2 separate regions of the Homo sapiens genome follow, and region 1 is linked to region 2. A link is an interaction called in ENCODE POLR2A ChIA-PET data of the cell type or tissue named here. Cell type or tissue: Panc1. All regions are shown on one strand. Each heading gives the region's core, and the rest is flanking DNA. Links, peaks and the distances in the headings are about the cores only. Region 1 holds the start of CMKLR2 (chemerin chemokine-like receptor 2). Region 2 has its middle 130 kb from the start of INO80D-AS1.

What was found. Peaks named below come from ENCODE experiments on the same cell type or tissue, not always from the same donor. Only the 100,000 strongest peaks of a DNase experiment are listed, where the experiment ranks them.
Region 1: POLR2A ChIA-PET joins it to region 2 with 5 read pairs; 2 of 35 experiments call an interaction of 5 or more read pairs at or near these places.

The regions. Positions count from the first base shown.
Region 1 is chr2:206,205,570-206,221,545 of GRCh38, reverse strand. It overlaps CMKLR2 (chemerin chemokine-like receptor 2), which reads left to right and starts at 8,175. Exons shown (of 2, transcript NM_001389445.1): 1 at 8,175-8,239. The region is part of intron 1 of CMKLR2-AS (CMKLR2 antisense RNA); the gene reads right to left. It also overlaps the pseudogene RN7SKP200. In Panc1, for the core only: no CTCF peak of the experiment used is centred there; no DNase peak of the experiment used is centred there; H3K4me3 peaks cover 296 bases; H3K27me3 peaks cover 394 bases.
Region 2 is chr2:205,951,454-205,967,429 of GRCh38, reverse strand. No RefSeq gene overlaps it. Among named protein-coding and RNA genes, the nearest start is that of INO80D-AS1, 130 kb to the left of the region's middle. In Panc1, for the core only: no CTCF peak of the experiment used is centred there; no DNase peak of the experiment used is centred there.

The sequences.
Region 1 (15,976 bases), core at 3,192-11,191, 250 kb before region 2:
GCTTATTTGGAGGTTCTAAAAGGGGAGCACAGCTACTCTTATACCCTTGACCAAGACCAGTCCTTCTTTATTGGGGATGGTCATCCTCTTCCACCAAGTGTGCACTTCGAGAGGGATGCACATGGAGTGGTGAGGGAGGAAGGGGACACCCGCCTAGACATCCAGATCAGCTGAATCAACCCTGGCAATCAATGGGGTGAGAGATGTCACAACCAGACCGCCCTCACATCCTGCATAACAAACTTTACTTAACAAGCCTTGTCTACTATACATTTCCTAGTCACCTTCCCACAATTTACTGCCCCTAGAAGCCCAAACCACCTCACTTTCCTTTGTCTAGTCACTTCTCTACAATTTATCACCCTTTGTTAAAATGGTATACAAGCTCTGAACTGCTTCTTTGGGTTTTTAATTCTTTTCTGTGAAGCCTCTGTGTGCTCGTGAAATAAATCTTTTTTCTCCTGTTAATCTGTCTTTTGTCAGTTCAGTTTGCAAGCCCCAGCTTCCAAATTTAAGAGGGTACACAGGAACTTTTTCCTCCCCTACATTACTTTGATGTCTCTGTGTACCATTGCAGTGGTGTATCTATGCTGGCATCTATAGTAGATCAATTTTTAGTACTCTCTTTTTCAATATGACCAGAATAATTTCAGTAATATCATGAAATGAAACAAAAACTGCAGATGGTGAGGTGTTTTTTGTTTGTTTGTTTGTTTTAGAGTCTCCTTCTATTGCCCAGACTGGAGTACAGTGGCATGATTGTGGTTCACTGCAGCCTCAATGTCCTGGGCTCCGTCTCACATCTCAGCCTCCCAAGTAGCTTGGACTACATGCATGTGCTGCCACACCTGGCTAATTTTTACAGACAGGGTCTCACTATGTTACCCTGGCTGGTCTTGGACTCCTGCACTCAAGCAATCCTCCTGTCTCAGCCTCCCAAAGTGCTGGGATTTCAAGTGTGAGTCACCACACTGAGGCATGAGCTACCACAGAATTTTTTTTTAATTGAACCTCATAATATATAATTGTGCCAGGAAACTAAATTAAAAATAAATGAGTAATATATATCCACAGTACAAAAAAAGAAAAAATGGACAATGATTTCCTCACAGTTTTTATATCTAACAAATTTGACCATAGAGCTCTTGGTTACAGTATGACATAATAATATTTTATGCAAATAATTGTCCAGCAATTAATAACTAAATTTTAATAAAACTGAAATGTCTGCAGAAGGTACAATTCAGGCAACTAGTAAATCACGTCATTGCCATAATGCCTTTACTTCTTGATTCAGTTTGTAGTTTTAAAACAGAGCATTAAAAAAACTTTAAAAAATTTTTTTCCTTCCTCTTTTTTTTTTTTTTTTTTGAGACAAGGTCTTGCTCTGTCACCCAGGCTCCGGAGTGCAGTGGCATAATCACACCTCACTGCAGTCTCAAAGTCCCGGGGTCAAGTGATCCTCCCACCTCAGCTTCCCAAGTAGCTGGGACTACAGGTACAAGCCACCATGCCCAGCAATTTTTTTTTTTTTTTTTGTAGAGACAGTCTCACTATGTTGTCCAGTCTGGTCTTGAACTATTGGGCTCAAGTGATCCTCCTGCCTCAGCTCCCAAAGTGATCATTTTTTTAAAATAACTTTTAGGCCAGGCATCATGGCTCATGCCTGTAATCCTAGCACTTTGAGAGGCCGAGGCAGGTGAATCATCTGAGATCAGGAGTTCAAGACCAGCCTGGCCAACATGGCAAGACCCTGTCTCTACTAAAAATACAAAAATTAGCTGGGCGTGGTGATGCATCCCTGTAATCCCAGCTACCGGGGAGGCTGAGGCAGGAGAATCACTTGAACCCGGGAGGCGGAAGTTGCAGTGAGCCGAGAGCATGCCACTGCACTCCAGTCTGGGTGACAGAGTGAGACTCCGTCTCAAAAAAAAAAAAAATTAATGTAAAAAATATCCAAATTCAGCCAAAAATTTCATCTATGGACTAAAATTTACAATTGCCAAAGGAAAAAAAAATAGTACACCTTGAAGCACTTTTTGTTTCACTGTTTAAAATTTTAAAAAACTAAAAATTCCAAGAGAGAATATGGAATAAAGAAGTTGAAATGACAAGTTCTGCTTCTTTATTTTGCCATGGTTGTGCTATCATTATGTATTTTAAATCTGTTGTTTGAATGCAGGCACATGTAGATCACAATGGGAAAATGCAAGCTGTGCCAGTGTTTTGGAGCCATTATCAACTTAATCTCAAGAGAAAGCATATCTGAATCAACACATGGCATCGGGGCATCTTTATAATTGGGAGTTTTTTCAGTTATCTTCAATGTAAAATACATTGTCTATTAAAGAGAAGTAACAAAAATTAAAATAAGAATACTTAGCTTTTATGTAAAATACATTGTCTATTTAAAAGTAGATTATACATATTCATAAAACTACAGCTCATTATAATCACAGTAATTGTTCACAACTGAAACCAAAACCAACAAGAGGTCTCTTGAGGGGAGGAGTATTTCATCATTGACTTGAGAATTGCTGGCACATGGTGCCAACAAAAAGCAGAAGGGCTTTAGTTGGTTTTATTATCGTTTTTAAATTCCCTACAGACAGTAGTCCCTTTATTGCCTATACCTAGGTGGACTGCTCCCTACTACACGGCCTTTCGTCATACTTCCATTCCATAGTTAAGCTCAGCAAGGTTGGTTTTGTTAATTCCATAATGCTTTATAATGCATTCAGGTTTTACTAGGGAAACACTGGGGATTCATTTTCTTTTAATGAACAAATCTAAAGCTCCTTATGCAGTAAAAATAAGCACCCAGTGACTTATTCTGCATATTCAATTTTCCTAAATGGAAGAAACTCAATAGGAAAAGAATTAGAAAAAGATACAAAAATTGAAAGTGTAAATTGCTGGAGGATCCAGACAGTGTCCATGAGTGAGGAGGACAGAGGAGAAAGGTGTGGAGCTGGGATGCAATGCCCTGCCAAAAGCGGGCAGGTGGTGCTGGGAGTAAGCCACTACGCAGACACCTCGAACAGTATCCCTGTTGGGACATGGGCCCAGTGTACCCAGATCTGCTAATTTTTTCATGAGGAGCCGATAATCTAGATGGCTAAGATTTCTGACTTCTAAATGTTGGAAATTAATTCAAACTCTAGAAAACACTGCTTCACAAACAAAACACATTCACAGCTGCAGTGAGCCCCCAGGCTACCAATTTCCTAATGAAAAATGCAAAAGTAGCAGCTGAACAAGTTTAAAGAGGTTGAGAAAATATGCTGTCTTATCTGATCCTTTTCCTTTCCTAAAATGTGGCATTTTGGAAAAATCCAGATACACTTACATCATAGCCACAATTATCTGCAGTTTAATGAGAAAAGTAGCATAATTAGAGTAGGTAATTGGGAGTGACCTGAATGTCCACAGCAGCCCTTTCTCTTAAATCAGGGCCAACAATGGTGTCACCCAGATGCTGTTGACTAACTGATGTACAACAGATTTACTTAACCACTGGCAAACCACATTTCCTTTTCCAGGGCAATAACTTAAAATATTATGTATTTCCCTTTGTTGCAAAGAGAGGAAATACTTCTTCCTAGACTCAGGGCAGCTGTGACCCGTCCTCCCAGAGAAATCATTAAACCACAAGGATTCAGACAGAGCCCAGAGCCCTGAAAACTTTGGCCACGCACTTTCCCGCAGCAGCCACAGGCACCGGCAACTTCAGAGAGGTGAGTGCTTGCTTTGCCCCCCAAAGCTTCACACCCCGCGCATGCCTTGTGTCTGAGCCAGTATATTGTAGTTAAGAAAACCAACCTAAAAATGCTTTGTATCTGGATCTCTTTTGAATTCGTATTTGGCATATTAAAAGTGAAGGTTTATTCAAATTAGAGATAAAACAGAAGCTGTTCCCCACATTTCTACAGGTAATTAGAACTTCGGAAATCTTAGTGGAAAAGATGGAGAACTAAGTCCTCCGCAGACTTTCCCACTAAGTATCCTCAAGAATCACTTTCTGCATCGGGCAAAACAGAATTAGAAGCAAGAATCTAGACAAGGCTTCGTCCTCATTTAGAAGCCTTTAAGAATTCTCTGCTTTAAGTGGATGAAAACGTCCCTGTATGGCTGGGTTGCCATGGTTCCTCGCTGTGACCCCCAGGGCTACTGAGCCTGCCATGTGAGTCCATTTCAGTCTCTGGAAAAAGCTTTGTGTGTCTCCAGCCTCACAGTTTAACCAAGTAAGGGCCTCCTAAGTCTAATCTCCAATGTGACTACCCTGAAGAGCCAGCCCTAAGAAAGGCATTTACACAAGATAGTCATCACCCTGTATGACAGGAGGAAAAAAATTGAAGTGTCTTTGTTTTTCATAAATCAGCTTCTTTGTAAGAAAGTGTCCTTTTGTATATCTCTCTTCCAATGCTTTTGTTCCGGATAGATTTTTTTTTTCAAACAACAACAAAAAGATTAGAATGATCACTGACAAAAATTAATATGACTTGATGATATAATATTCTCCCAAATGTCTATTTCTAAAATTTCTATCATCAGAGTTTTTAGATGTTTGGGAGAAATGTGCTATTTAACGTCATGCAAGAAAGAGAAAGAATAATGCTAACCTTAATGATATCAAAAGATGAAAGGCCAAGTTGGCAACCCCAATTTTTCTCATGGGGTTGATGGGAGGGGAGGGGATGACCCACTTAAAATCGCCCAAACCTTTCTCACTATTAAAGCTTCATTAGATTAATATAAATCTTCTCTTTTACAATGTAATATCTTCAAAAGAACAGTTTTCTAATAGTGATAGTTCAAGCATTAGTGGAGAAATGCTATTTGTATGAAATGGGAGATCCTAGTCCCCAGAATAATATGATAGCGGCATTGTGTATCTTCCATCTCTGAGCCCAGTTGGCCCTATAGACCTGCTTGCACACATTCTTCTGTCAAAAACCTGTTGAGACCAGGCATGGTGGCCCATACCTGTAATCCCGGCATTTTGGGAGGCTGAGGCAGGAGGATTACTTGAGCCCAGGAGTTTAAGACCTGCCTGCGCAATACAGTGAGACCCTGTCTCTATTTTTATTTCGAGATGGAGTCTTGCTCTGTCGCCCAGACTGGAGTGCAGTGGCACTATCTTGGCTCACTGCAACCTCCACCTCCTGGTTCAAGCAGGTCTCCTGCCTCAGCCTCCCAAGTAGCTGGGGACTACAGGTGCACGCCACCACTTCTGGCTAATTTTTGTATTTTTAGTAGAGACAGGGTTTCACCATATTGGTCAGGCTGGTCTTGAACTCCAGACCTCAGGTGATCCACCCACCTCCACCTCCCAAAGTGCTAGGATTACAGGCATGAGCCACCGCACCCAGCTCCTGTCTCTATTTTTAAAAATAAAAATAATATGAAAAGAAACCCCTTGAAATACTAGCCATAACAGCCTTCAGAAAATTTGCAAATGGTTTTTTAGAAAGTGGCAAAACTGTCCAGAAATCCTTCTACCTGGCAGAAGTTTTGCTATCCCTTCCCCTCATACACTCAATTCTATAAATATCTCTTCCAATAAGGAGATGGATAGCCCAATGGTTAAGTTTCTTAAGATAATGGTATTTGAAGTCAGAACGTCTGGAGCCAAACCCCAACTCTGCCACTTACACAAAAGGCTCTCTTAATAGATCTCCAATTAACTGACCCACCAGCTTAACCAATGCACCAAACAGCCTGGCTGGTATCTACTATACCCTTAATGCTCAGAGGTGGCAGGTGGCTTATCTCTAGTACACCTGAGCACTTCAGCTACTTTTGCATAACAGATCAACTGCAAGTCATGCCTTAGGGTGTCAAAGGGAAGCTCTTCAAACATACCTCAAACTATAAGGCACATTTGCAGAGATATTTTATTTATTATTCCTTTTATTTATTGTTTCTTAGACTAATTTCAAAGCTAAGCAAGCATATGTTTTAATTGTTTTAGGTGGTGGCTAAAACATAAAAATGCTTACACTTTCCTGGGTTTCAGTGTGTACTGTGCTTAAACTATGCGTGGCACATAGGACAATCCTTGATCAATGTCATTTCTCTTGTCGCTTTTCATATTCTTTGCTACTCAATGGTTCCTGCTCTATAGCCAAAAATAAACTCATGTAAAGTAACCAAAACTTCCTGAGATTCTCCTCAATAATGGCTTTTACAGATGAAATTGTGATTTTGTGGATTACAGAACATAGTATAGACTATAGTAAATACTAATACTGCTAACGCAAAGGAATGGAAACTAGCAGAGCTCTACTAAGTACCCCCTTCACTGACGACATCTATTCATCCGGTCTCACAAAACACTGAAAAATATGCCAAGATTGAATCAAGGGATTGCGGGTAGGTGTGGAAGCCTATACATTCTTATAGGGCAGAGGGATATTTGTAGTTTGAAAAAGTGCACCCCCTACCCCCGACCTCCACCGTGAGAATTCCTGCTTTAGATTTCCTAGACTTGGTCTTTAACAGCGGAAAAAAACAAAATCCTGTGCTTCTCTGGCAGCTGACCTTTCATGGCCTAACAATGTGCAATTTCAGGTATCACATGGTTGAGCTGAAGTTAGACCATACAAAAATAAAGATAGCGGCCAGGTGTGGTGGCTCACACCTGTAATCCCAGCACTTTGGGAGGCCGAGGCGGGCGGATCACGAGGTCAGGAGATCGAGACCATCCTGGCTAACATGGTGAAACCCCGTCTCTACTAAAATACAAAAAAAAATTAGCCGGGCGTGGTGGCGGGCGCCTGCAGTCCCAGCTACTCGGGAGGCTAAGGCAGGAGAATGGCGTTAACCCAGAAGGCGGAGCTTGCAGTGAGCCGAGATCGTGCCACTGCACTCCATCCTGGGCAACAGAGCGAGACTCCGTCTCAAAAAAAAATAATAATAAAAAATAAAATTAAAAAAATAAAGATAGCTAGCCGTCAGAGGTAAGCTCACCACATCAAGGCATGCCTACCTTCAAGCTCCATGCTTCTCATCCCTTGAATTTATGAATTCTGAGTCCTGCCTCAGGTACACAGATGTGCCCACATCTGCCAGGCCCACAAATGGTGACCAGGGATAAAAATCAAACCTTTAGGCCGGGCACTTTGGGAGACCGAGGTGGGTCAGAAATTCGAGACCAGCCTGGCCAATGTGGTGAAACCCCGTCTCTAATAAAAATACAGAAAAATTAGCTGGGCATGGTGGCGCATGCCTGTAATCCCAGCTACTTGGGAGGCTGACGCAGGATAATTCCTTGAACACGGGAGGCGGAGGTTGCAGTGAACCGTGATCACACCACTGCACTCCAGCCTGGGCAACAGCGAGACTCCGTCTCAAAAAAAAAAAAAAAAAAAAAAAAAATCAAGTCTTTAAGGCCAGGCGTGGTGGTTCATGCCTGTAATCCCAGCACTTTGGGAGACTGAGGCGGGTGGATCACCTGAGGTCAGGAATTCAAGACTAGCCGGGCCAACGTGGTGAAACCCCGTATCTACTAAAAATACAAAAATTAACCGGGCGTGGTGGTAGGTGCCTGTAGTCTCAGCTACTCCAGAGGCTGAGGCAGGAGAATCACTTGAACCTGGGAGGCGGAGGTTGCAGTGAGCCGAGATTGTGCCATTGCACTCCAGCCTGGGCGACAGAGCGAGACTCCGACTCAAAAAAAATAAATAAAAATAAATAAACGTTAAAATTCACACTTAACCAATATGTGATTCCATCTCTTCACTATCAGGACACACTGAATCACAGAAAGTAAAATCTCCTGATGAGCCTTATACCATGCATTCGAAGAACATTCCATCTCTGCTAATTTAACTTGCCTTTTCATAAGCAAAAGCCTACCCAGACAAAGGAGGGCTGGGTGACCCCCATCCATTACCGATTTTCAGTCTGCAGCAGAACAGCTAGTAGCAGTGGTTTCCATTCAAAAAACAAACTTCTTACACAAACATAGGCTGGTCGAAAGAATTAATTTGTACAGTATGTTCATTGCTTACTTTTCTCCAGGATTGCATGATGAATTTTTATGGAGGGGGGTGGGGGAAGGGAAGAACCACATTCAAAACCCAACATCATTCTTCTCTACACTGTCATTTCAAAAGCCAGATAAAAGTGGAATGAGGAATGCAGCCGTTCTGAACACCACCCTCCATTTCATTCTGGAACCGGGAAGGTACACCCAGGCATGACAATAGCTTCTCTCCTCACAGAAATTTAACTGGTAAGTGCTTTCCTGTTTGTTTTCCTCAAACTGACACATTTACAGTGGACCTGATGAGGATTCCTGCAGATGATTTATTTACAAAACAGCATTTGACTAACTACCAGCTGGCAAAAAAGGAAAAGGACTCCTGATCGTTTACAAAATGCTCTGTCTGCAGATTCATATTTTTGGTCTTGGCAAAAGTGTTTAGGGACGATCCTACAGGGTTCGCTACAGCTGCTGATTAATCCTAAAACACTGCAAGAGAGAAAATGAGCATGTTGCTGGGGTGGGCGGACAAAGAACTTTCAGTAATTTTCTCAGCTTTTACCTACATAATTACAGCTCATAAATCTGTCTTTTAAGGAGTTGTGATCTAGAAATAGTCAAACATCATTTGTGGAAGGCTCACTGTTGAGAAACTAGTAGAAAAAAATGGTACTCCGAGATGAAAGCTGATATTGCCCTCTTTAGATTACAAGGTGGGAAAAAAGTTATAAATTGAGTTGTAATGCAGCTCCCCGCCACTGGCTCCCCATTTTTACGATGAAAGGCTTGTGGTTTGTTGGGCCTTCCCATTTGTTTGTTGTTGTTGCCTTTTTGAATCTCGCTATCAATTTCTTGTTAGAATAATTGGTATCTGGGCTCTCCCAACAAGGGGTAGATGGCTAAATGCAGGGAAGACTGTGGGAGACAAGGGTTCAGCTATTCAATTATTCCTTTTCTAGTCAGAAACTGTGAGCACCAATTGTCTTTTATCTTTTCCTCCAAAAGAAAGCTGATGAAAACCAAATCAAGTTTGATAACAGGACTTTCACTGGCAATAATGCTCTTAAATTGCCTTTTTCACTTAAGGCAGACTCATTCACCCAAGAATCCACAAACCTGTTGTTAAATTAATCCGATGGTAATTTTGTCTTGTTAAAAAAAAAAAGGCCAAGGGACCTTTCCTGGGTCTCAAGTTATAAGTAATTATTCTTAGTGAATAATTCTCATCATATTTGTACATCTTCCAGACACTAGATTATTATGTTTTTCATGGCCTATTTTATGATTTTATCTGATTTAAGTCATTTAGTTTATAAAAGGTCATACATTTTCTGTTACTTGACTGCTAATTGTCATGTCCCTGAGATAAATATTTAATAACAGATCATGTTAACCAGAATGATAATCATGTAAAAAATAAATGAAGTAGAAAAGATTGAATATGCAAAACTGATAATAGATGTGTTACTCTGATGGTGAGATTATAGATGTGTCAGGGAGAAAAAACTTCTCCTGTTCCCTCTTAGATTTGTTATCAGGCACCAGCAAATGAAATTGACAGAAGAAAGATTAGCAAGAGAAAACAAAATTTAATTTTATGTATGTAGATATGGGCGTTCCCAAGTAAATGTGACTCAGAGGTTGCTGAGTGAGCTATGATTGTGCCACTGCATTCCAGCCTGGGCAACCAGAACCTAACCCTAGCTTAAAAAAAAAAAAAAAAAAAAGTGACTCAGATGGGTAGTTAGAATTTAGGGCTTATATGCCATCTTTTTTTCTTTTTCTTTTTTTAATGTGTGTGTTTTTTTGTTTTTTGTTTTGTTTTATATATGCCATCTTAATAGGAGAATAGGAGAAATGGAAGAGAAGGGCACTTACGGGAAAACAAGTGATTTTTGGAAACATAAATGGGTCCTTAGGAGAACAGACTGGTGATATGATAGTTTTAGTGACAGTAACTGTTCAGGCATGGTGTGGAGACTTCTCATCTCTGGTGATAAGATATGGCCAGGAGTTCGAGACCAGCCTTTAGTAGAGACTCTGTCTCTACTAAAAATACAAAAATTAGCCAGAAGTGGTGGCATGTGCCTGTAGTCCCAGCTATTTGGGAGGCTAAGACAGGAAAATTGCTTGAACCCGGGAGGCGGAGGCTGCGGTGAGCTAAGATCGTGCCACTGCACTCTAGCCTGGGAGACAGAGCAAGACTCCGTCTCAAAACACAAAACAAAACAAAAAATAACTGAATGAATTGGGTATAGTTCCTCCATGTTAAGTGCTTTACGTAACTGGATACAGTGGAGACCAATATTCAACCAAAAGTGATCGCTATAAACACATAAACTATCATCATTATGAAAGTGCTTGAGGAACACTCGTGGGTGGGTCAGGCATGGGATAAAGGCAGAGTTAATCTGAAAAAGAAAGGAAAAGAAAAGCCTTCATGGAGAATGAGTTTGAAAGGAGGTAGACAACCTGGCAGCTTGAAAAAGGTGGAGAATCCAAGCAGGAATATATATGTGCCTGCTTGAATTTTCATTAGGACCAAATTGTCCCTAGGCATGAAAAATAATAAAATACAAAGTTGAATTGACGTTAAATCATTGAACCTAGAAAAAAATAGCATATAGATATGATATCCTTAATTTTTCACAAAACTTTCTCTTTAACGGTTTATAATGATAAACCTCTAATTGAGTGGAAAAATCTGGCAATGAAACATTTTACTTAATTGTATAAGTGAGAGTTGACAGAGCTTTTTCTTTATTCAGTTGTGCCATATAAAAATGCTATTTGCAGGCCGGGCACGGTGGCTCATGCGTGTAATCCGAGCATTTTGGGAGGCTGAGGCAGACTGATCACCTGAGTTCGGGAGTTTGAGACCAGCCTGACCAACATGGAGAAACCCCGTCTCTACTAACAATACAAAAAAATTAGCCCAGTGTGGTGGCACATGCCTGTAACCCCAGCTACTTGGGAAGCTGAGGCAGGAGAATCGCTTGAACCTGGAAGGCGGAGGTTGCAGTAAGCCAAGATTGTGCCATTGCACTCCAGCCTGGGCAATAAGAGTGAAACTCTGTCTCAAAAAAAAAAAAAAGAGTAAAAATGCTATTTGCTATTCACAATAGCAAAGACCTGGAATCAACCTAACTGCCCATCAATAATAGACTGGATAAAGAAAGTGTGGCTCATATACACCATGGAATACTGTGCAGCCATGAAAAGGAATTAGATCATGTCCTTTGCAGGGACATGGATGGAGCTGGAAGCCATTATCCTCAGCAGACTAATACAGGAACAGAAAACGAAACACAGGGCCAGGCATGGTGGCTTAGGCCTGTAATCCCAGCACTTTGGGAGGCTGAGCAGGCAGATCACCTGAGCCTGGCCGACATGGTGAAACCCCGTCTCTACTAAAAATACAAAAATTAGCCAGTCATGGTGGCGCACACCTGTAGTCCCAGCTACTTGGGAGGCTGAGGCACGAGAATTGCTTGAACCTGGGAGGCAGAGGTTGCAGTGAGCCGAGATTATGCCACTGCCCTCCAGTCTGGGTGACAGAGTGAGACTCTGTCTCTGAAAAAAAAAAAAAGAAAGAAAAGAAAGAAAAGGGCCGGGCGCAGTGGCTCACGCCTGTAATCCCAGCACTTTGGGAGGCCGAGGCGGGTGGATCATGAGGTCAGGAAATCGAGACCATCCTGGCTAACACAGTGAAACTCCGTCTCTACTAAAAATACAAAAAATTAGCCGGGCATCGTGGCGGGCGCCTGTAGTCCCAGCTACTCGGGAGGCTGAGGCAGGAGAATGGCGTGAACCCGGGAGGCGGAGCTTGCAGTGAGCCGAGATCATGCCACTGCACTCCAGCCTGGGCAACACAGCAAGACTCCGTCTCAAAAAAAAAAAAAAAAAAAGAAAGAAAAGAAAACCAAACACGGCATGTTCTCACTTATAAGTAAGAACTGAATGATGAGAACACATGGACACGTGGGGGTAACAACACACTGGGGGCATGTGGGAGGGCTAGGGGAAAGAGAGCATCAGAAAGAATAGCTAACGGATGCTGGGCTTAATACCTAGGTGATGGGTTGATTCGTGCAGCAAACCACCCTGACACACATTTACCTATGTAACAAACCTGTACATCCTGCACTTGTATCCCAGAACTTAAAATAAAAGTTGAAAAAACAAACAACAACAAAAAAGTGCTTTTTTTTTTTTTGGAGACAGAGTCTTACTCTGTCACCCAGGCTGAAGTGCAGTGGCTGCGATCTCAGCTCACTGCAACCTCTACCTCCTAGGTTCAAGCGATTCTCACACTTCAGCCATTAGAGTAGCTGGGATTACAGGCGTGTACCACCATGCCTGGCTAATTTTTGTATTTTTAGTAGAAACGGAGTTTCACCATGTTGGCCAGGCTGGTCTCCGACTCCTGGCCTCAAGTTATCCAACCACGTCAGCCTCCCAAAGTGTTCAGATTACAGGTGTGAGTCACCGAGCCTGGCTGTGACCTTGACCATTTTTGATCTAACAAAATGGCAGTTTCTTATGCTTTGACATAAAAATGGATCAAAATGTAATAAAAATAGAAGGCTGGGCCTAATGGCCCACACCTGTAGTCCCAACACTTTGGGTGGCCAAGATGGGAGGATTGCTTGAGCCCAAGAGTTCGAGACCAGCCTGGGCACCGTAGTGAGTCCTTGTTTCTACCAAAAATTTAAGAATTAGCCAGGCATGGTAGTGCATGCCTGTAGTCCCAGCTACTTAGGGAGCTGAGGCAGGAGGTCCTAGTTACTTAGGAAGCTGAGGCAGGAGGATTGTTGGAGCCTGGAAGGTGGAGGCTGCAATGAGATGTGATCATGCCACTGCATTCTAGCCTGAATGACAGAGTGAGACCCTGCCTGGAAAAAAAAAAAAAGTTACATATATTTATATATGTAAATATTTGTCTCATTTTATATAAATATTTGTTTTGTGTATTTCTACACATTAAAACCATAGTAAGCATAACATTTGTTTGTTTATTTTTGAAACATGGCTCTCTCTGTTGCCCAGGCTGGAGTGCAGTAGTACTATCACAGTTCACTGTAACCTCGACCTTCTGGGCCCAAGTAATCCTCCCACTTCTGAGTAGCTAGGACTCTCAGGCATATACCACCATGCCTGGCTACTTTTTCGATTTTGTAGAGACGGAGGTCTCATTATGTTTCCCAGGCTGGTTTCAAACTCCTGGCCTCAAGCAATCCTCCCATCTCTGCCTCCCAAAAGGCAGGGATTACAGGCATGAGCCACCACACCCAGCCTAAACATAACATAGTTTTGTTGATTGAGGAAGCACTTCCTTCTTCTTTCACGAGACATTCATTGAGCACCTACTGAGCACTCTGCTCCTTGCTGAGATATAAGGATGAGTAAAAGTTATTCCTTGCCCTTGATGTTCTTAGTTTAGTAAGGGAGATGAGCACCTTAACAGATTATTACTCAGAGAGACTGTGTGTGCAGGTATTAAGAAGGAAGGCCCTGCCTGGGTGTGGTGGCTTACGTCTGTAATCCCAGCACTTTGAGGGGCCGAAGTGAGTAGATCACCTGAGGTCAGGAGTTCGAGACCAGCCTGACCAACATGGAGAAACTGTCTCTACTAAAAATACAAAATTAGCTGAGCATGGTGGCACATGCCTGTAATCTCAGCTACTTGGGATACTGAGGCAGAAGAATCGCTGGAACCCAGGAGCCAGAGGTTGCGGTGAGCCGAGAACACGCCATTGTACTCTAGCCCAGGCAACAACGGCAAAACTCCATCTCAAAAAAAAAAAAAAAAAAAAAAAAAAAAAAAGGCCCTGAGGTCAGACAGACCCAGATGTTTAGTCTGTTCTTCACCACTTTTGCTAAGTGCCAAAGCTCTCTTAGCCTTGTAGGAATAATAACAGTACCTCCCAGGATTCTTGTGAGAGTTAAATGTGACAATGCATGTGAAGTTGCTTAGCATTGTACCATACTTAACAAGTACTCAGGAAATGCTGAGTATTACTATATGTGTTAAGTGCTATTTACATAATTAGATGTGGTTGGTACTTGCTTCCTTTGAGTGGAATTAGGTCAACTGGTTTTAATTATAAGCAACAGGCCAGGCATGGTGTCTCATACCTGTAATCCCAGCACTCTGGGAGGCCAAGGCAGGTGGATCACCTAAGGTCAGGAGTTCGAGACCAGCCTGGCCAACATGGCGAAACCCTGTCTCTACTAAAAATACAAAATTAGCCAAGTGGGGTGGCACATGCTTGTTGTCCCAGCTACTCCAGAGGCTGAGGCAGGAGAATCACTTGAACCCTGTTGCAGTGAACCAAGATCATGCCACTGCACTCCAGCCTGGGCAACAGAGCAAGAGACTCTGTCTCAAAAAAAAAAAAAAAAATTATAAGCAACACATGACAGTGACAATGGTTTATAGTGAACTTGTTTGCTCCTCATACCAGTTTAGAGAAAAATCTCATCATCTTTTCCTAGAAATGGCAACTGTTGTCAGTCAGAAGTGCTGGTCCAAGGAAGTGGCTGAACAGATTGAACACACCTCTCAGGAGTGAGGCTGGCTTTTCTACGTCCTCAACATTCTTTTAATGCTTTTGATTAAAAAAAAAAAAAAAAAAGGGGCAGGGGGACTGAAACAGGAACTAATGGATTTGATGATAATCAAGAACTCAAATTCTCTTCTCCAGTTCACGTTTGTCTTCTCAGACAAAATAGTTATTTCCAAGATGCCCGGGCACGTGAATGCCTTTATCAAAACCTACTGAATAGTCTTTCCTTCAATAAATACTATTGAGCCCTACAGTTTGCCAGGCACTGTGCTAGGCTCTGGGAGTATGAAGGTAAGCAAAACCACAGGTTGGTGGCGGAGACAGACATTCTTGAAATAAGCCTCCACATATGTAGTAACAGTTGCTCTAAGTGAGGAGCTTAGAGCAGGGGCCCTGATTTAGGCTAGGGCATAGGTTTTTGGAGGCAGGGAAGAGTTCATTTAGGGAAGTAACATCTAAAAGTACCGCTTACCTTTTAGAAGAGCTCGCGATTTTCTCTTTAATTCCAAAACCACCAGCAAGTTTAGGAGATAAAAGCTTAGTCAAATAAATTTTTGGTTACTATATGGAAAATGCCATGTTGATATAAATTATTTGTTCTATCACCCAGCTGTATTGATAACATTAAACATGGCCTTTCCATTTGTTATTGTCCCCCAATGTGACTCTCATTTTATTAACTGTATTCAAAATAAAACCATCCACCTTTAGAATGATTTTATCCCTATTAACACACACATACAAATGCATACTTAATTACAGTTCTTTACATACAACAAACAAGTTGGGAAAAATTTAGATGGTAAAATGAAATGGTTTCTTTCTTGTCTGGGAGAGACTCCTTGTTCTGGAATGGTATTTCACAGATAAATATGGTGTTTCTCTATGATCTTCCTTTTGGGTTTTTGGTAGTTGAATGGGGAAGGGTGTATTTCAGCACACACTGAAAACTGCTTGTCTTGTAGGAAGGATTATAATACACCAAACAGGCCAGGCGCAGTGGCTCATGCCTGTAATCCCAGCACTTTAGGAGGCCGAGGCGGGCAGATCACCAGAGGTCAGGAGTTCGAGACCAGCCTGACCAACATGGAGAAACCCCATCTCTACTAAAAATACAAAATTAGCCGGGCATGGTGGCATATGCCTGTAATCCCAGCTAGTAGGGAGGCTGAGGCAGGAGAATCGCTTGAACCTGGGAGGTGGAGGTTGCGGGGAGCCGAGATCACGCCATTGCACTCCAGCCTGGGCAACAAGAGCGAAACTCCATCTCAAAAATAATAATAATAATAATAATAATACACCGAACACTGTGTAAAAGTGGCATTTTCACCTCACACCTAAAATCCCACCACTTTGGGAGGCCAAGGCAAGAAGATCACTTGAGCCCAGGAGTTCAAGACCAGCCTGAGCAACATAA
Region 2 (15,976 bases), core at 3,503-11,502:
TTTGCTAAGTATGTTTGGGCAGGTTCACAGCCCAATGCCCAGCACCTGTGTCAGGTACTAAACAGGTGCATCACGGAGGTGTTTGGAAGATGAACTGAATGAACTTTTCGACTCAAGCACACAGTGTATAGGAAAAAAGAAAAAACAGCTGGGACTGGTGGCTCAACGTCTGTAATCCCAGCACTTTGGGAGATCAAGGTGGTAGGATCACTTCAGCTCAGGAGTTCGAGACCAGCCTGAGCAACATAGCAAGACTCTGTCTCTACAAAAAATTTTGAAAATTAGCCGGACACGGTTGTGTGTGCCTGTAGTCCCAGCAGCTACTTGGAAGGCTGAGGCGGGAGAATTGCTTGAGCACAGGAGGTTGAGGCTGCAGTGAGCCATGATTGCGCCACTGCACTTCAGCTTGGATGACAGAGCAACTCAAAAAAAAAAAAAAAAAAAAGGAAAGAAAAGAAAGAAAGAAAGAAAGAAGAAAGAAAGAGAGAAAGAAACGCTTTATAAACAGATACCAGTTTAAAAAAAGTTTCAAGAAAGTGAGACAAAAGAACACCCCCTTGAAATCTTAGAGGCGAACTAGGCATCTGTGTGCCTGCCCTCAGCTGGGAAAGCTCTGGAATAGTGGTCTTGGGGCTGCCAGGGCATGGGTTTTTCATCTGGGTCAAATATGCTCCATTCCTTCTTACCCTCCAGCCTCTCCCCTCCAGAGACCTGCTTTGAGTGAAGGATTGTTGCTTTTTACATTTCCTACAGCTCAGTGTTTGGAGCTGATCATTTGTGGAAGGGAGGGAAACCTGTGTGACTGTCGCCTGTGGAGTCTTCGCAGATTTTTCAGTCTCGACTTTCATAAATACTGAAGATGAATTTATTTTCCATATTATTTCCCATGAATTAAGCCGGGAAAGCCCCTTACTACCTGATGTTTACCAGACTGAGTCAAAGAGATTTGCTATGTGGCTTTTGTGAATCTTCCCCAAGAACCCCTCAGAGCGTCGTTTCCACTGAAATCACTAAGGGTGTGTATAATTATTATAAAGGCTTGACAAGGACAAGGTTTTCATGGGCACATTCATACCCAGTAAGGCGGATCCTGCTGCGTCTTTAGCCTTAATGGCTTTATACCAGGCATCTAAATGGCTTTCCCCTTGATTCTTAAAAAGAATATACATTTCAATTAAAAAAAAAAAGTCTTAAGATGGAACCCAAGAATAGCTGTGTCATTCAATAGCTAGATGGCTTTGGCCAAAATAAATGTAATCGAAAGGTGACGATTAAATGTAAACATCCCTCCATCTTCCTTTCTCTTAACACTCCCTTTCTTTCTCTTCTCCCCACAGTTCCCCCACCACAGCAGCGGTCACAGGCACCTGCACGCACATGTGCACTCACACGCACGCACACACATACACGCACGCACACACATGCACGCACTCACATACACGCACACACATGCACGCTCTCAGTGGAAGCGCGCATCTGTTTGCCATCTCACCTTCTGCCTTGGCACGCAAGGTCAGGGAAATCTGCCGAGACTTGCAAGGCCCCGGGGTTCTCTCTGGAGAGCAAGGGAGGCTGGTGGAAATGCCCTTTCCTTTGACATATGCAAATGTTCACCTGTGGAGCCCTGCAGGGCAGGGTGTGACTTCTGGGTTCTTTAATATGCCTGGAGGATGTTTCAATTATTGATCGAAAGAAATTGTGGCTGGTAGGAAGGGCTGGGGAGTCCAGGATTCAGCGTCTCATTTCAGATTTATTTTGGTCAGGTTGATGTTTTCCTTTAATTGGTAACAAATTTTCATTTTATTATTTGAAGCCATTCTTGAGTCCTAATCCATTAAAATTTAATATCAGCAGGAAGTTGGGGTGGTTCCAAGTATTTTTGCCTTTTTCTATTTTCTGGCTGCTTTTGGTGCCAAAGCTTTAGTGTTTTAAATCTTTTAAATCTTGCTAATTCCTCTTGCCACTCTTCAGATGTGAGTGCATGTGTGTGTTTTGACTTTCCTAATCATTAGAAAAGATTCTTCTGCTAGGATGTCTTATCCCTAGATTACTGGCCTTCCCTGTTTGTGCCTTCCTGGCTTCCGTTCCTCTTCCTTCCAGAACTTCCACCTCCATGGCCTGAATAATTTCCATGTTTCCTACCCAGCCGTTCCAGAAGCTCAACTTTGGAATCTGACAGTTCAAGATTTGAACCTAGTTTTGGTGCAGTGTCTCATCCCTATAATCCTAGCACATTGGGAGGCCTGGGTAGGAGGATCACTTGAGCCCAGGAGTTAAAGACCAGCCTGAGTGGCATAGCAAGACCCCTCTCTCTACAAAAAATATAAAAATTACCCAGGTGTTGTGGCATGCACCTGTAGTTCCAATTACTCAGGAGACTGAAGTGGGAGGATCACTTGAGCCCAGGAGGTCGAGGCTGCAGGGAGCTGAGATCATGCCACTGCACTCCTGCCTGGGTGACAGAGCAAGACCCTTTCTCAAAAAACAAAAACAAAAAAACAAGATTTAAACCCCGCCTCTCTACCAAATCTCGGCCTTGTGTAAGTTACCTATCCTTTCTCTCTCCCTCTAATACATATTATATATGTGATATGTGTGTGTGTGTGTGTATATATATATATTATATATGTATGTGTGTGCATATATATATATTTATGTATATATATATTTCTAGCTTCTCTGAAAAATCTCCAAGATCTGGCTTCTGTGACTTTCCTGGGAGGCAACAATCAAGCCAAGCTGAACAGTGCTGTCCCCTTTAGATGACGTGCTCTTTGTCACCACCCTTGACCCATGCCAATATTATTGTTTCCAATTGTTGACTTATCTGAATTGTTCTGATGGCTCTTCGAGTCCAGCTGTTTCCTGACTCCTGTCTGAGCTGCGTGTTTGGGTTCCCGCGTCTAGGATGAATGAGAATGAGCTGGGAGTGGTATGACTGGGGAGGACTATACTTTTTAAGGGTCTGGCGCTTTCATGCTCTGGACCTTTGCCCTTTGCTCACTCTGTACACTCAGACTGGACTGTTCTTCCTCGGTTCTTTACTGGAGAAGTCATTCTTCCTTCAAGGCCCAGGGTAAATGGGGCACATCACACTTTGGGGTTTCTTTCTGCTCTTGCACAGCACTCAGGGAAATCCCTCCTTTGTTTGAGGCCTGTGCCTCTGCTGAGTGCTGATCTCAGTCATTTACACGTCTGCCTTCCCTGGCTTATTGCACTTTTTCTAAGGTAGGGGGTCCCATCTCATTCACCATTAGATTCCTTTTTTGCTTTCCAGCTATCTAGCCTCAAACACACTGGCTGCCATCAAGCTAAGGGCTGGGTAGACATTGGTTGAGTTGAATGGGATTCTTCAGGGAAACTCAGTTATCTATTTTCCCATTACTGACTGAGAAATAACACATAAAGAAGAGCGCTTGTTCCAGGCCCCGGAGCTCCATGAAGAGAGGGGCATGGCAAATCTGACTTCCTGACTCATGGCTTTCCCGATACTTGTCACATCATAGGAGTCCAGTAGACAGTGAATAAAATAAAGAATAAATGAGGTATTTATAACTAAGGTCGAAATCCAAGTCTCTTTATCATCCCCTTCCTAAACAAGTATGATATCCATTACACCAAATTGAATTCTGCGTTGGATGTGAATTGGCTTTCTCAAGGATGTCCTCACTGCTCCCTCGAGCTAATTAGGACATTGCATTCTATACCCAAAGAAAGGTTCTTCTTCCCATCCCTAGGAACTTCTTACAGGATTCAGATACTGCATCTTTCTATGTCTGGCCCATCCCACGCTGAGTGATGGAGAGAAGTGGAAGAATCTGTAGTAACGAAATCAGTAGAATGTCTTTCCCAGGAACTTTGATACAGAACACTGGCTCCCTTTACTTCTTAGACCTTTGTTCAGAGAAATCTTCACATCCATCTTCTCTAATTTGACCTTGCGCTCCAAAAATGAGCACAGCTTTTATTCAAATGCTATTCAGAGGGGAGAAGTTCACACGCTGGCTAGTGTCAGGTACCAAGACCATTTCCACCCGACTTGCTGCACTTCTGTTTTATAATTGGATGGTAGATAAATCTGAAAGAGAAACATTAAAGTTGAAGTGAAGTCTTAGGGAAAAGAATTCTCATTATAACAACTTCCTTAACGTATTCCGACTTGTCCATAATTGATTCAACATCCTAGGTGATGGCGTCTAAAATCGTAAATGAAAATGGAGCTTCTTACTTAGTGTATACAATATGGTGGGTTGGCCCTGCTCAGGGAAGTATTTTTGTTTTTTATTTTATTTTTTTAGAGACGGGTCTTGCTCTGTCGTCCAGGTTGAGTGCAGTGGCGCGATGATAGCTCAGTGCAGCCTTGAACTCCTGGGCTCAAGCAATCCTTCTGCCTTAGCCTTACAAGTACCTAGGACTACAGGCATGCACCACCATACACAGGGAAGTATGTCTAATGTCTTTAGCATCTAAGCTTTTGAAGTTTGTTCCAAGAACATTTTTTTCTTCCTGTTAAGGGTTGCATTGTGTCTCCTTTGCCCCACCTCCCCACCTAATACCCACCAAATTCATATGTTGAAGTCCTAACCCCCAGTGCCTCAGAATGTGACCCTAGCTGGATATAGGGTCATTGAAGATGTAATTAGTTAAGATGAAGTCATACTGAACTAGAGTGGTCCCCTAATCCAATAGACTGATGTCCCTGTAAAAAGGGGAGACTTGGATACAGAGCAGACATACACACGAGAGATGTTAAAAAAATTTATTAGGCTGGGTGTGGTGGCTCATGCCTGGAATCCCAGCACTCTGGGAGGCCGAGGTGGGCGGATCATTTGAGGCCAAGAAGTTCAAGACCAGCCTGGCCACCATGGTGAAATCTGTCTCTACCAAAACTACAAAAATTAGCCAGGTGTGGTGGCGTGCAACTGTGGTGCTGGCTACTCAGGAGGCTGAGGCATGAGAATCGCTGGAACCATGGAGGCAGTGGTTGCAGTGAGCCGAAATCACGCCACTGCACTCCCGCCTGGGCAACAGTACAAGATTCTGTCTCAAAAACAGAAAAATATTATTCAATGACACTTGGTAAGGCATGGTAAGGAAGACTATATTCAGCACCATCGTGATAGGTACAGGGACCACTGCAACCAGGTCGTGCAGTCAGAGAGACTGGGTTCAACTCCGAAAGCAGCAGGGGCAGGTGGGAATTTATAGCCCAGGAGCAGGGTGGCCAGTCAGTGGATGGAAAATTACTAAGAGGAAACATCACGGGTGAGGAGATTCTGGTTAAACTGACCTAATAGGATTCTTGCTCAAAACAGGCCAGGGTGATGGGACACACCTGGGGGTCGGTGGAGAAGGAGGAGCCCAATCAGATATCTACGGTGATCAGATGTTGAGGGGGGTTCTTGCTAAACTAGCTTAGTCGTGTTCATTGCTGAAGCTGAATCTTACACGAAAGTGCACAGACGGGCCTAGGAGAAGGATCAGGGGCCTGTCTAAAGTTTGGCCAAGCAAACTTTGTGTTCGTCAGAGAACACCCCGTGAACAGGAAGGGAGAGATTGGGGCAATGTGTCCCCAAGCCAAGGAACACCAAAGTTAGCCAGCAAACCACCAGAAGCTTGGAGAGGCATGGAGCAGATTCTCCTTCCCAGCCGATGAATGAACCGTGCAGGAGGAATGAACCATGCAGGTACCTTGTTCTTGGACTTCTGGCCTCCAGAACTGCGAAATAATTTGTTGTGTAAGCCAATCAGTTTGTGGTACTTGATTATGCCAGCCCTAGCAAACTAACGCACTACACACTTCCCTTTCATCTCCTTCTTTCCCAAACAGACTAGCTTGCAAAATGGAGGTGCTTATCTGAAGGCCTGGCAGGAGGATTCATGAGGGGAAGAAAGTTCTCGTTTCTTTGTTTCCAGTTTGGCTTCCTCTGCCAGCAGCAGGGCACAGCAGTTAATGGTGGGCACTTGAGCTAGACTTGCATCTTGGCACCATCTAGTTACTTATCTTCCCTGTGCTGCTGTTTCCCTACTGATATGAGCTGGGGAGGCTAATAGTCCTAACTCCATAGGTGTATTGTGTGGCTTAAATGAAATCAATCATGAAGCACTTAGAGGGGGCTCTGCACATAGTAAGTGCTCAATCCATAAATGCTGGCTGCTGTTCTTCTACTACCTGTGTTTTCCTGTGGAATCTCTTTCCATGTTTCTCTCCTAGGCAGGATTCTCTGCTCGATCCTGAGCCCTTCCTTTCGGCCCTTTTTCTGTGTGTATCCTTCACGGGACCCATCTGCGCAGGTGACCTGGGAAAACAGGTGAAATAGTTTTGGTAAGCGTTCTAAAAATCTGGCTGCCTGACTGGCAGCGTCTGCATGCATATTGCCTGGGAGCTCGTTAGAACTAGGGCAGGTACCAGATTCCACCCTGACTCGCTGACTGAGTGGCACTGCTGGTGGGCCCACCAATGTGTGTTTTAAGAGGTCCCTCGGTGATTCTGCTGTGTGCTCAAGTTTGAGAACTGCTGGTATAGGATGACTTTCCTACTTTTCCATACAGCAGCTTCCCCAGACATGCCTTTCTTCTCCTATCCTGCATCCCATTTCCCCAGGGCTGCCCGATATATCTTCTCACAAAATAGGGGTGGGTGACAACATTTATGCTGTTTATGCCCTGGCCTCCCAGGCTCCTGGCTGTCTCTGAATTAACGCTGCTCAATTGAGTCTAAAAGGAGAATGTCTCTCTCGGCAGGGACCTAGAGCCTCCTGAGGATGAGCGTCTCCTGCTTTCTTTCTGATTCTGGATGTAATTATCCCCCCCATATCATTCAGGGACCAAATCTTAATTTCCTCACAAGCTCAGTGTTCAGTATAGGGCCTGTGTCAGGTCTTATTCTGTCGCCCAGGCTAGATAGAGTGCAGTGGTGTGATCTTGGCTCACTGCAGCCTCAAGCTCCCCAGGCTCAGGTGATCCTCCTACCTCAGCCTCCTGAGTAGCTGAGACTACAGACGTGTTCCACCATGACCGGCTAATTTTTGTATTTTTTGTAGAGACAGGGTTTCACCATGTTGCTTAGGCTGGTCTCAGACTTCTGAGCTCAAGTGATCTGCCCACCTTGGCCTACCAAAGTGCTGAAATTACAGGCATGAGCCACCATGTCTGGCCACTCAGTAATGTTTGTTGATACAAAGGAATGGCAATTCATGGATTGCGAACATGTGGCTTAGTGCAAACTCCATCTACTGAGGAAAGTGAGGGCTGGCCATGGTATTTACATCCTTTATGTTCAGTTTGTGTAAAACCAAGGTGAAGAGAGACTCAGCTCATCGCTTTTTTCCTGGTACCACCTCCCTGGTCCTTAGTGTCCTCTCCCTGTGGGGTGTGTGGACCACCTGGGCCCTCACTTGCCTCTTGGCCTGTGATGCATGCCTGCCAGTTTCTTTCACATCATGTCCTGCCCTATTTTCACCTTAAACTTCACGGGTCTTTTCCCGATCTGTGTGCTGGTCCTATCCTGACGCGGGTGGCTGCACTGTCACATCAGGGAGTGCAGCATGAAGAAGAGAGCCTGGGGACCTCAGGGCGAGGTGTGTAGGCTTGTCTCTGCCACTCTCTATTTTTGCCTCCAGTGCCTTGCAGATGAGCCCTATTCATTCCCTACTTTCACATCCCTCCCCTCCCTCCTGTCCTCCATCTTTCGCCAGCTCCCAGCTGGCATCTCACGTGCACACATGCACGCAAGGCTGAAGGCTGTGCTGAGTCTCACAGTGGCTTTTACAAGAACTGCACTAATATTTGAACGCATAGGGCCAGCAGCTTCTTCTCCTGCGAGATTTCCACAACCAGGAGAGATGACTATTTTATAACTCTCTCAGGAGTATTTGCGTGTTAATAGGGAACACTTGATTATTGCTATGGTTTAAGTATTTTTGTTTTTTTTAAATAACAGCTTTATTGTGATATAATTCACATACCATAAAGTTCACTCTTTTAAAGTACACAATTCAGTACATCTTTAAAAAGTATATTCAGGCCGGGCGCGGTGGCTCATGCCTGTAATTCCAGCACTTTGGGAGGCCAAGGTGGGCAGACCACTGAGGTCAGGAATTCAAGACCAGCCCGATCAATGTGGCAAAACCCTGTTTCTACTAAAAATATAAAAAATTAGCCAGGCATGGTGGTGTGTGCCTGTAATTCCAGCTACTTGGGAGGCTGAGGCAGGAGAATTGCTTGAACCTGGGAGGTAGAGGTTGTAGTGAGCTGAGATTGTGCCACTGTACTCCAGCCTGGGTGACAGAGTGAGACTCTGTCTCAAAAAAAAAAGTGTATTCATAGTTTGCAGCTACCACCACTAATTTTAGAACATTTTCATCACCCCCAAAAGAAACTCATTAGCAGTCACTCCCCAGTCCCTCTTCCCCTCATGAGGTCCCTGGCAACACGAGTCTACTTTTTGTCTCTATGGGTTTGCCTATTCTGGACATTTAACATAAATGGAATCGTACAATATGTGACGACTGTTTGGCTTCTTCCACATAGCATGATGTTTTCAAGGGTCATCCATGTTGTAGCATGCATCAGTACTCCACTCCTTTTTACTGCTGAATAATATTCCATTGTATGAGTAGACTGCATTTTATTCATTCATTCATCTGTTGAGGGACATTTGGGTGTATGTATGATTTTATTGGTCTGTTTTTTTGACCCAGCCATTTGTGTGGTTATTTTACGGGGTGGGGGGATTTGAAAATTCTTTATATTCTCTTACATTCTTTGGTGAAGAAATATTTTCTGCCCCCATGATTGACTTACCTTAGAGATTTCCGTTCTCTGAAATTGACCCGGCCATTTAAATAAAATCTAATCTGCAGGGGGAAAAAGAAGCTACCCAGTCAGGCTCCATTCACCTTGAATATATATCTCCTTTTCATGGACCTATGCGTACACAGCAAGCATCAGCTTATTATGTCACATATTTTGTTATTGACTCTGACATTCCCCTTGTGTATTAACCACATCTCTCTCTCTCTTTTTTTTTTTTTGAGATGGAGCTTTACTCTTGTTGCCCAGGCTGGAGTACAATGGCGTGATCTCATCACCGCGACCTCCGCCTCCTAGGTTCAAGCAATTCTCCTGCCTCAGCCTCCCGAGTAGCTGGGATTACAGGCATGCACTACCATGCCCGGCTAATTTTTTATTTTTAGTAGAGACGGGGTCCCTCCATGTTGGTCAGGCTGGTCTCAAACTCCTGACCTCAGGTGATCCACCCGCCTCAGCCTCCCAAAGTGCTGGGATTACAGGTGTGAGCACTGTGCCCAGTCACATCTTTTTTTTCTGTATTTTAACGCTTTGATGTCTGGGCCTTGCTGACCCTCTGGTAGGTTAGCCAGTTCCTAGAAGCAGTAGACAGCTGGCTCTCCAGTGTGCTTTTCAAATGCAAACCAACCAACCCAGAGCCCACGACTCCACCACTTCCTTTGAAGGCTCTCACTCTAGGCTGTGGTCTCACACTCTAGGCTGCGGTCTCACACTGTAGGCTACGGTCTACCTGCCCTAATCATCCTAGAGTCAGGTACCAGACGATGAGGGACAGCCCGTATGTCCCAGAACCCACCCAAATTATTCCAACTCACCAGTCCCAAGACTGTGTTCTCTCCCTTGCCCCCACTTTTCCCTCTCTCACGGCCTCTTAAACCACCCTGGGCTTCCCCGCATGGCCCTTTTATAGTGTAGCTCGCCCCCTCCTCTTGGGGCTGTGAATAACCAACTCTCTTTTCAATGACAACCCTCTCCTGATCTGGTGGCCTTACCACACCCAAACAACAAAAGTTAATAAGACACCTCGCCCTCACACACTGCCAGAGCTTTGATTGCTGGTGTGACGTCACAATTGTACATTCATTCATCCCAACAAATGTTGTGCTGATATCTTTTATTTTTGGGGTTGTGTTTTTCTTTTCCTTTTTAAAAAAGCTCCTAAATTCTATGACTTCAAGGGAGCATCAGAGAAAAGTAATTGTGATTTCTGTACACTTGGTAAAGCAAAAACTAGACTCACACAGCCACCGCCCTGGGACAGCCTCAAGCTGCTCTTCTGTGCCTGCTGCCCTTCAGGGGACCCCACTGGGATACCCACTCCATGGTCAATGGCTGTCCCCAGGCCCCCCCACTCCTCCCCACACACACACACCTGCAGGGCTGGGCTGGGGACCTTAAGGTGTTTTGTCTCCTGCTGCTTGCCAGGTGGTGGAGCACAGAGGCCAGAAGCCCAGTGCCCTGTGCTGATATCTGGAACTTGCCTTACAGTAGCTTATATTTTCCTGAATACTAGGAAACTAACACTTTATTTTTAGCATTGGATATCACTTGTCAAATTGTTTTTCTCACTAGTTTTGTATATGGATTTTATTTTTTACCATCTCCAACTTCTGGTGGGAACTAAGACTTAAAAAAAATCATATGCAAAGCATCTTTTATGAGACTACATCTGTGCCTTCTAAGGAGAGGTGGCAATGGTCTGTATTTTGATTTAACTTGGGAAGGATTGACTGGTGTTCTTGCAAATGCACCTGTCTATAAATGGTCCCAGCTTCTGTACACAGCCGGGAACTCATTCCATTGAGCCGAGTGTTTATAGATAATAGAGCTTTATTGTGGTAAAAGAAGTGAAGAGCTAATATTTTTATCTTATTTGAATAATTGTATCACAGGCTCTAGCACATGTCAAGCTTGGCACCATTAACATTTTGGGTCAGATAATTTTTTATTGGAGTTGGGCGATGGGAAAGCTGTCTTGCGTATGTGGGATTTTTAGCGCATGCCCGGCCTCTGCCTACTAGATGCCAGTGGCACCCCACTCCTCCAGTCCTCCGTTAAAACAAGAATGTCCCTAAACATTGCTAAACTCCCTGGGGGATGAGGGGGAAGTGGTGGTTGTGGTGGCAAAATCTTTCTGGGCAACCAGGATTTCTAGGGTCATAGGAACCTTGCAATCCAGCCACGTCCTGCGTGTGGAAAGCCCCCTACCTGGCAGTCCCTTGGTGGTAGGGGTGAGGCATTAATGAACGGTGTGTGGACACCTCCGCAGGAGCTCTGACTCCCTCTGCCTGGGAGAACTTGTTTCATTGTAACTTTTCTGCAGTTGAGTTGCTAGTACTAGCTGCTGCAGCCCCTAGGATCTCTCTTGCCCCTGTGGTTGGAGTGGCCCCAGAGTTGTGAGCAGGGGAAAGAACTGGATCTAGCCGGCACTGAATGGTACAGGGATTAAAGTGGGAGAGCTCTGCCCTGTGGGATGGAGTCCTGGAGCCAGGTTTCCCCTGTCACCTGGGGATGCGGTTACAAATCTCGGTCCCCCAGCTCTGACCAGGGCTGGATGAGCTGCTAGGCAGGCCTGGCACCTGCTTGAAGCATTAGTAGTGCAGAGGCACATGTGGGCATGCTTATGCACACACGCTAGAAAATGGTCCATTGCGGAAAGACAGCTATTCAAACTCCATATCCACTGTATGCGTATCATGTATTGGATAACTTAGGACATTAGAAAAATCATTTCCTGGCCAGGTGTGGTGGCTCACGCCTGTAATCCCAGCACTTTGGGAGGCTGAGGTGGACAGATCACTTGAGGTCAGGAGTTTGAGATCAGCCTGGGCAACATAGACCACAAATACAAAAAATTACCCAGGCGTGGTGACGCACACCTGTAATCCCAGCTACTCGGGAAGCTGAGGCGTGAGAATCACTTGGGAGCAGAGGTTGCAGTGAGCCGAGATCACACCACTGTACCCCAGCTTGGGCAATAGAGCGAGAGACTGTCTCAAAAATAAAAAATCAAAAATAATTTCCTGGTTTGGTATTGCTTTACATTTTGAATTATATGAGAATACTATAGCATATAGTAGGGCCTCTAGAAAGGTCCACATCTCTGAGGCGGGCCTGGGGTTCTGCATTTTCAGTAACTCCCCAGTTGATTTCTTTCTTTCTTTTTTTTTTTTTTTTGAGACCTATTCTCAACTGTTGCCCAGGCTGGAGTGCAGTGGCACAATCATAGCTCCACTGCAGGCTCACTGCAGGCTCACTGCACCCTCAACCCCCTGGGCTCAAGTCATTCTCCCACCTTAGCCTCTTAAGTAGCTAGGACTACAGGCATGCGCCACCAAGACTGACTAATTTTTTTTTTTAATTTTTAATAGAGATGAGGTTTCGCTATGTTGCCCAGGCTGGTCTTGAACTCCTGGCTTCAAGCAATCCTCCTGCCTCAGCCTCCTGTGTAGCTTGGACTACAGGCTGGTACCACCATGCCTGGCTAATTAAAAAATTTTTTTGTAGAGACAGGGGTCTCACAATGTCACCCAGTTGGTCTTGAACTCCTGGACTCAGACGATGCTTGTACCTCAGTCTCCCAAAGTCCTGGGGTTACAGGCATGAGCTACTGTGCTGGTCACCATGTGATTCCTTTCTTCCCCCCATAAACGAGCTAACAAAGGAACCGGGTGATTCTTATGCATATCAACACTTTGGGCCCATGGCTTCAACTGCAGGAAACTTACAGTGGGGCTTCCCTGAGACTCCCAGGCCCCGCCCCCTGTGTTCTGCCCCAGCTGGGTAGGGTTCTCTGCTGGTGCACACGTGGCTTCCTGGGATTTCACTTCACTGCTCATCTATGTTCCATTTTTTCTGTTCTTGTTTTCTGGAACTTGCATTAGACAGGAGACCTCCTGGACTGATCCCCTAACTCCCCCTCGCCACATTTTCCATATCACCTTCTCTTGGTTTAAGTATTTGTAAGCATGTTTGTTAAAAATGTTTATTTTGAACTTTTCTAGTACAAATATATTACATCCTTATTACAGAAAATTTGGAAAACACAAAAAAGGAAAAGTCAGGCAAAACAAAGCCCAGGACCTCACTACCCAAGACTGCCACAGTGTCTTCTCATGTGTCTCTTTCATTCTAGTCTATTTCCTTTCCTTTTTAAATTTTTTTTTTTTTTAAATCAAAGACCTACATGCACATGGCTGAAAAATCAATGAATACCAAAAGGCTTATAAAGACAAACATGATGCTGAGTGCAGTGGCTCATGCCTGTAATCTCAGCACTTTGGGAGGCTGAGGGGGTGGATCGCCTGAGGTCAGGAGTTCGAGACCAGCCTGGCCAACATGGTAAAACCCCGTCTCTACTAAAAATACAAAAATTAGCCAGTGTGGTGGTGTATGCCTGTAATCCCAGCTACTCAGGAGGCTGAGGCAGGAGAATCGCTTGAACCCGGGAGGCGGAGTTTGCAGTGAGCCAAGATCATGCCATTGCACTCTAGCCTGGGCGACAAGAGCAAGACTTCATCTCAAATAAATAAATAAAAACATTAATCCCCTTTCCCATTTCTCTCTATTCTTCATTCTGCTTCCCAGAAGGCCCCTGTCTAGTGTTGTGGGAAGTCAGGGACCCCAAACGGAGGGACCAGCTGAAGCCATGGCAGAAGAACGTGGATTGTGAAGATTTCATGGACATTTATTAGTTCCCCAAATTAATACTTTTATAATTTCTTATGCCTGTCTTTACTGCAATCTCTGAACATAAATTGTGAAGACTTCATGGACACTTATCACTTCACCAATCAATAACCTTGTGATTTCCTGTGCCTGTCTTTACTTTACTCTCTTCATCCTGTCAGTTGAGGAGGATGTATGTCGCCTCAGGACCCTGTGATAATTGCATTAACTGCACAAATTGTAGAGCATGTGTGTTTGAACAATATGAAATCTGGGCACCTTGAAAAAAGAGCAGGATAACAGCAATGTTCAGGGAACAAGAGAGATAACCTTAAACTCTGACCACAGGTGAGCCGGGCGGAACAGAGCCGTATTTCTCTTCTTTCAAAAGCAAATGGGAGAAATATTGCTGAATTCTTTTTCTCAGAAAAGAACATCCCTGGGAAAGAGAATACGTGCCTGGGGGTGGGTTTATAGACAGCCCCCTTGGGTGTGGCCGTCTTCTATGGTCGAAACTGTAGGGGTGAAATAGACCCCAGTCTCCCATAGCACTCCCAGGCTTATTAGGAAGAGGAAATTCCCTGCCTAATAAATTTTGGTCAGACTGGTTGCTCTCAAAACCCTGTCTCCTGATAAGATGTTATCAATGACAATGGTGCCAGAAACTTCATTAGCAATTTTAATTTTGCCCTGGTCCTGTGGTCCTGTGATCTCGCCCTGCCTCCATTTGCCTTGTGATATTCTATTACCCTGTGAAGCACGTGATCTCTGTGACCCACACCTATTCGTACACTCCCTCCCCTTTTGAAAGTCCCTAATAAAAACTTGCTGGTTTTGCAGCTTGTGGGGCATCACGGAACCTACCAACATGTGATGTCTCCCCTGGACGCCCAGCTTTAAAATTTCTCTCTTTTGTACTCTGTCCATTTATTTCTCAAACTGGCCGACGCTTAGGGAAAATAGAAAAGAACCTATGTGACTATCAGGGCAGGTTCCCCGATAGTCTAGGATGCTGTGGTTCTTTCTTCTGTATGTTGTCCATATTTCTAAATAATAAGCTTATATTATTATGTTCTTAGTTATCCATCTCGGGTGCAATCTTTTGGTTTCCTGTGGTACTTGAGGGCTCACCTCCCTCATACCACTCCCTTGTCCTCTCTGCCCTTCTCTCCCCACTGCATCCTTCCAACATGGTGATATCACAGCTGGGGGTTAAAGGATACTCAGGCCTCACTGTTGCCTGGCCAAATTGTACAATATTTTACTTTTCCTGCAGGCAATAATTATATCTTTTTTTTTAACTTTTGTAGTTTTCTATGGATCTACCACTACACAAGGATTTTTTGGTTCCTAAATACTTCAACAGATCTTTCCAACAAAATATCCTGTAATGGTTTTTCCAAATGCTCAGATCACACCGCCTCAGTCCCATGCTTCCCAGATGCCCAGGCCCCAACCCCTGTGTTCTGCTCCAGCTGGGCGGGGTTCTCTGCTGGTGCACATGTGGCTTCCTGGGATTTCACTTCATTGTTCATCTATGTTCCATTTTTCTCTGTTCTTGTTTTCTGGAACTTGCATTAGACAGGAGACCTCCTGGACTGATCCCCTAACTCCCCCTCCCCACATTTTCCATCTCACCTTCTCTTGGTACAACTTTCTGGAAGATTTTTTTTTTTATTAACATTTCTTCCTTGAGATATAATCCGGAAGATTTTGTCAGCCTTATCTGATAAGCATTCTATTGAATTTTTAAATTTCAGCTGCCACATTTTTACTTTGTAAGAGTTCTTTCTTTTACCCTGTTTGTTCTTATCTGAACTGCTCCCTCAGTGGCTTCCCACATCTGTCTCTCTATATAAACACACACACACATGTGTGTGTGTATATACATATATACATATATATGTGTGCATATATATGTTAATACCTTGTAGAAGTTTTAATCTGTTCCATCCATTGATTGTGTTTCTCCCTGTTCTTTTTTTTCTGATTGCTTTATTCATTTACTTATCAATCAAATATTTATTGAGTTCCTTTTATGTGCCAGGTATTGTTCTAGTTGTTGAGGATATAATAGTAAGATAAGGTTCTCTGTCTTTATGAAGGTTATAGTCTAGCTAGGGAAAATAATAAACAAATGAATTATATTATGGCTATGAATAAAAATTAGGCAGGCGAAAGTGTTTTTTTTTTTTTTTTTTTTGACCACTGTCAGGAAAGAAGGTGTTGTTTTCAATAAAGTGTTCAGAGAAGATGTCTCTGTCTGAGGCTTCTTTACTCTCATGTCTGCCACCTGGGCTGGGAGGACTCATGTGGCTTGGGCTTCCTCACAGCATGGCAGCTGGGATCTAAGAGGGAATGTTCTGAGAGCAAGGTTTCCACAGAACTAACTACAAGGCCTCTATGGGTTATAGAAGAGTCACTAAGGCTAACCCAGATTTAAGGGGAGGGGAATCAGACTGTCCTTTTTGATGGAAGAGTGGCAAAGTCACATTGC